Regions from separate parts of the Homo sapiens genome. Here region 1 is linked to region 2. A link is a contact called in ENCODE Hi-C data. All regions are on one chromosome and are shown on one strand. The core of a region is the stretch at or near the end of the contact, and the rest is flanking DNA. Distances in the headings are between cores, read along the strand shown.

What was found. A loop is a pair of places that touch in the nucleus more often than their neighbours do. Pooled maps may share reads with other maps.
Region 1: a loop to region 2 is called in a map of naive thymus-derived CD4-positive, alpha-beta T cell, with 17 times the contacts of the local background. The contact joins the promoter of NKX2-5 here to the promoter of TLX3 in region 2. A Hi-C loop is called at or near these places in 1 of 168 maps with a recorded cell type or tissue (naive thymus-derived CD4-positive, alpha-beta T cell), 20 of 37 single-sample maps with no recorded cell type and 12 of 50 pooled maps.

The regions. Positions count from the first base shown.
Region 1 is chr5:173,233,746-173,236,456 of GRCh38, forward strand. NKX2-5 (NK2 homeobox 5) reads right to left here and starts at 1,461. Exons shown (of 2, transcript NM_004387.4): 1 at 1,005-1,461. The coding sequence starts at 1,338. RefSeq lists an enhancer at 1-140.
Region 2 is chr5:171,307,873-171,310,605 of GRCh38, forward strand. TLX3 (T cell leukemia homeobox 3) reads left to right here and starts at 1,376. Exons shown (of 3, transcript NM_021025.4): 1 at 1,376-1,914; 2 at 2,278-2,521. The coding sequence starts at 1,494. RefSeq lists enhancers at 1-867, 868-1,753, 1,754-2,638, 2,639-2,733.

The DNA.
Region 1 (2,711 bases), core at 211-2,710, 1.9 Mb after region 2:
AGCTGCGGGTGGGCAGGCGGCCTCGGAACCTGCCTTGCTGGCTTCCTCGAATTGGTAGCGATCAGTTCTAGCCGCCGTGCCCGCCCGAATTTGTTCCCAGGCCTCTGCTCCTCAACAAACCTATGAATTCTCTCCCGGCTGGCAGCGGCCCTTCGCCCAGCGCTTCGCCCAGCGCCTGCGGCCTCCCGGGAATCGCCCGGGCTCCTGCCTTGGGCTGGGGGGTCTCCCAGAAGGCCCCTTTCTGCAGCGGGGCCGGCCTCCCTCCCCGATCCTGGGATGGCCTGCGGGATGATCCCGCACTCATCTCGTCCACTCCCTTGTGCCCGCGGTAGCGCAGCATTTCCTAACTTTTCCACGAGGGAACCTCTCCGCCCTGGCCGCGCCGGCAAGTTGTGCTGAAAAAATAAAGTGAAGTCAGATTCCTGAGGGTCCGCAGTATCCCATTTTAAAATCAAGGCCCTCGATCCCAGACTCCACTTTCCTGGCGCAAAGAAAGAAAGGCACCAGAAACCCGGGTCGTGGGTGGGCTGCAGAAAGAAGGTCCAGGACCCTCCTCCGATTGTACGCAAAAGCTGTCTGGTGAGCAACATTTCAATTTCTGTTTAGCGGTTCTCATCAGATCTTTAAAAAGATTCGTAAATCCAAAGGAGATTTAAAAACAGAGATTATCTGCTTGTCTCTCTGTTCTGTCTACCATAAACCGATTTCTCAACTTCCTACCAGACCCAGGAGCAGAGCCGAAGCCGCCCGGGGCTTTGTTAGGCCGGGGGGAAACGTTTTTTGGTCTCTTGCTTCTGATCCTTTCAATCCGGCATTTCCTCTGAACCTCCGATTGGACGCGGGGCGCGGGAGCCTGGCGACAACACCAGGCATCTTACATTCTGAACCCCCCGCCGCAGCCCAGCCCTCGGCCCAAGGGCGCGTGTCTCCTCCTCCTGGCCCTGAGTTTCTTGGGGACGAAAGCGACCCAGGAGGGGAGAAGGGGGCCTGTGTTTCCTCCTCACCTTTCTTTTCGGCTCTAGGGTCCTTGGCTGGGTCGGGGTCGCTGTAGGCACGTGGATAGAAGGCGGGGGCGGCGGGAAAGGCAGACGCACACTTGGCCGGTGAAGGCGCGCGGCCCAGCTCTGCGCGCAGCTCTGGGAGGCCCGGCGCAGCCGCCTCGGGCCCAGCGTAGGCCTCTGGCTTGAAGGCGGCCAGCATGCAGGAGGAGGGCGCCAGGGTCGCCTCCAGGCGGGCAGAGAGCTCTCCGGCGGCAGCCAGGCTGCGCTGCTGCTGTTCCAGGTTTAGGATGTCTTTGACTGAGAAGGGCGTGGGCGTGAGAGCAGGGCTGGGGAACATGGTGGCAGCGCCAGTCTCACAGCGCCAGGTGGGCGGCAGAAAGCGGCGCTGCCCACGGCCCCTGGCAGCTTCCCTGCATGGTGCCGCCGCCCGCCCGCGCACCCGTCGGCCAGCTCTGGATGTGTCCGGGCAGCAGGTAGCGCTGAGCACAAGGGGCAGGAGAGGCGGGACCAGGCCAGAGGAGGGGGACTCAGCCTGCCATTGGGCCAGGGGCCTCGATGACAGGAGCGATGAGCAGTTTCGTGTCACCTAATATAGTCATACGGCAAAAAAAAAAAAAAAAAAAAAAAAAAAAAAAAAAAAAAAAAGCCCTGCCCAGCTTTTTTAAAGGGGCCACGACGCATTTGGAAGGGTCTCCTTTTGCTCCTGCAGCCTGCGTTTGCTCCCTAATGTGAGCCTGAAAAGCCTACCAGAGGCATGCAGAGTCAGGCCTCTGGGCAGGGCTGGATGGGTGTGGGTTTGAAGAAATATTCCTCAGCACCCAAACCAGCATGGGAGAGAGAAGGATGGGGTGGGAAGCGGTGGGGAGGAGAGTGATTTGAGGAAGGCTTTATTACTGAAGGTGGTGGGATGAGGGAGAGTCTGAATAGGAAGAGAAGCCTGGAGGACAGGGCTGGCTTTGGGGATAGCAGCAGGGCGAGATTCTGGACAATTCGGGGGTTTGGTTTGGCTTGGCCTACAGGGTCAGTCATGCCGCAGGCTCTGGGTGCTTCTGGGCGAGTCAACGAAAGTAAGGGCAAGGTGAGTGATGGCCAGGTGGGGTAGGAGTTGCTGCCTCCTACAGTAGTGTTATGCACAGCACAACTCCAGGGGGCATCAGTCACTGCCAGTACCCTCCCAGGGAAATGCCTCTCCCCTTAATAATGAAATAAATCAGGAATCCCAGCTGGTAAGCTCAGCTTCCCAGGAGACACCTGTCTTGTGGAGTGCCCCAGCTACCAGCCACCTTGTTTCCCCTGTTTGGAGGCCATCGATCCCACCTCCCTCCTTCCCGTGCCCTCCCTGCCTGGCAGCAAGGCCCTCAGGCTTCTGCCAACCTCGAGGTTTCAGGGTCCTAGCCCAGGTTTAGCTCTCAGGGAGGCGGGGCTCCTCTGAGCCCAGCTAGGCCAGGATTTCTCTGAGGCCTCTGGGCCGGACTTCCAGTGGGGCACCCCTGCGGCTCGGTCAGGCGCGTGGGGGAAGGGCAGGGCAAGTGGGGTGATCATGATCATTTTTAGCCCAGGGTCAGTAGAGTAGGGCACAGAAGTCAGACAAATCTGCCAGAGTTTCAGGAGCGCCAGCTACATGGCCAGATCCTGCCCGGGTGGCCTCATTTCTCTGGGTCCCCGCACTCCTTGGGAGGTCTGATGAAAGCTTGGGGTCTTCTCCATTCC
Region 2 (2,733 bases), core at 126-2,625:
GCGGCTCACGAACAACCCGCATGCATGCATTATTTTCCTTTTTTGCAAACGAGAAAACCGAAATCTAAATATATAGAGTCAATTTCTCAAGGTCACTCAGCGAGGAAATGGCCAGTCCAAATTTGAACACACTTCTGGCCAACAACAGCACATCCGAGCTCTCACCACTGTCCACACCACAAGGAGCGGGAGGAAGAACCCAGGCCAGGGGTGCGACACTCAAAGAGTTTGCACCTAACGATTTTAGAATTCGCTGGAAGAAAATGATTCCGCTTGTCTCCCCAAAGCTGCAGCGGAAGGTGACTACTTCGTGTGCGGTCCTGTCCACGGTGCCCTGGGCCGGGTAGACAGTCACTGAGGCGCGAGCAGAACGGGGAGTGGTTCCAGCGCCCAAAGTGGACTGGAGCCGGGAAGGGCTCACCAGTCGCGTTTCCCAAAGAAATCCCGCAATTTGCTCTAGGAGCTGCCCGCGCCTTTGACATTCAGGAACCCGAAGTCCCTAGACCCGCCGAGCCGCGAGCGGGTTCCCACGCGCGACCACAGCCCCCTTCCATCCTGCAACGAATTACGAGAGTCAGGTCCCCGCTCCCCACCGGGCGACCCCGCGTCCCTAGCCCAGCCGCAGCTGGCACGCGTGGGCACCTGCGAGTCACGCCTCGGTCCGCCTGGCCGGAGCCAGGGAGTGTCTCCAAAGTGGCCGCGAGGCCGCGGCCGAAACCCGGGCGGGGGCGAATTCTCCCCACGCGGGTCGGCGTCATCCGGGGCGCGGAGAACGCTACGGTGCTCCCCTCGCCCCGCGCGCAGGCAGCGCGAAGCCTGCCCCGGGTAGTGCGCCCCTTTCGTTCCTCCGGCGGCGGTAGCGTCCAAGGGGCTTCTGCGGATTCCGCCGGGTCGTCCCGGGGTTGCAACTCCATTGTACCTGAAAGGATGCATTTGGTTTGGCTTTTGCTCAGATGAAAAAAAAAAAAAATTGGAAGAAAACGAAAACCCACTCAGCAAAAGACAATTTCACAAGCGGAGCGCTCTACCCACCCAGCGCGGTGTCTGGGAAGCGGCCCGGCCCGGAGGAGCGGGGAGCGTCTGCTAATTGCAGCTTCGTTAGATTTCGGGTTTGGGAGGCTGTGGTTCGGGCTCTAATATCCGCCGCCCATTATCCCTGCTAATAAATTTGACCTATTGTTCGTTTGTTAAAATGATGTCACCTTGGAACAGTCCCTAAGCTCCTATTTCCATGAATTAGGCCTTTATTGAAAGCCGGGAGCCAATGAGAGGAGAGAGGCTTGTTGATCGCAGCCAATGGCTGCGGCAGGAGAGGAATTAGCAGCGGAAACTCCAGGTTCGGTTCAAGAAAGATGACACAGAGCCTGTCGGGCCCGCGCACTCTTGGCAAAGTTTCAGTGCGACGAGAGGCGCCGGGCGCTCCATGGCCGCGCCGTAACGGGGACCCAGCCGCCTCCCCGCCCAGCCCAGCCCAGCCCTTCCGCCCGCCCAGGATGGAGGCGCCCGCCAGCGCGCAGACCCCGCACCCGCACGAGCCCATCAGCTTCGGCATCGACCAGATCCTTAACAGCCCGGACCAGGACAGCGCACCCGCCCCGCGGGGCCCCGACGGCGCCAGCTACCTGGGAGGGCCCCCCGGGGGCCGTCCGGGCGCCACATACCCGTCTCTGCCCGCCTCCTTTGCGGGCCTCGGCGCGCCCTTCGAGGACGCGGGATCTTACAGTGTGAACCTGAGCCTAGCGCCCGCAGGCGTGATCCGGGTGCCGGCGCACAGGCCGCTGCCCGGGGCCGTGCCACCGCCTCTGCCAAGCGCGCTACCCGCCATGCCCTCCGTGCCCACGGTCTCCAGCCTTGGCGGTCTCAATTTCCCCTGGATGGAGAGCAGCCGCCGCTTCGTGAAAGACCGCTTCACAGGTGAGCAGAGCTGGCGACCAGGCTCCAGGCCTCCGCCCTCTCGGGGCCAGAGGCGCCGCGCCCTGTGCGCTCCACTCCCGGAAACCATTTCAGAGGCCCAAGCGCGGCGGAGGCCTCGGCCCCAGGGCCCCGGGCAGCCGTGGTGGGGAGGGTAATCGGAGAGTTGCAGGAAAATAAGCCCGTGCCCGGGGGAAGGGACAGGGGGCGAGGGGGTCTCCCGACCGGCTTGGTGTCTCTGGAAACGCGCGCGACCAGCGAAATAGCGGAGCTCTCCGTGTCCCACGGGGCGCCACGGGGTCCGCATGGGGCCTGAACGGTGGCGGAGCCGGGCTGGGCTTCAGGGGCCCTCCTGTGTCTCCGCAGCGGCGGCCGCACTCACGCCCTTCACCGTGACCCGGCGCATCGGCCACCCCTACCAGAACCGGACGCCGCCCAAGCGTAAGAAGCCGCGCACGTCCTTTTCCCGGGTGCAGATCTGCGAGCTGGAAAAGCGCTTCCATCGCCAGAAGTACCTGGCCTCTGCCGAGAGGGCGGCGCTCGCCAAGTCCCTCAAAATGACGGACGCGCAGGTCAAGACCTGGTTCCAAAACCGGAGGACCAAGTGGCGGTGAGAGAGGCCTGACCCGGCCCACCTTACACCTGCCCTTCACCTGTCCCGCCCCGAGCCGCAGCCTCGCACTAGCCCTATTTTAAGGCTATCCACTACCCCCGCCCCCCTCTGCCTCCCCCAAACACACCCCCACCCCGCCTTCGCAGATTGTACCTCTTCCTTTCACCCTTCTCGCTGGCCTGTGCTTCTCTCTCCATCGTGGTCTCCCA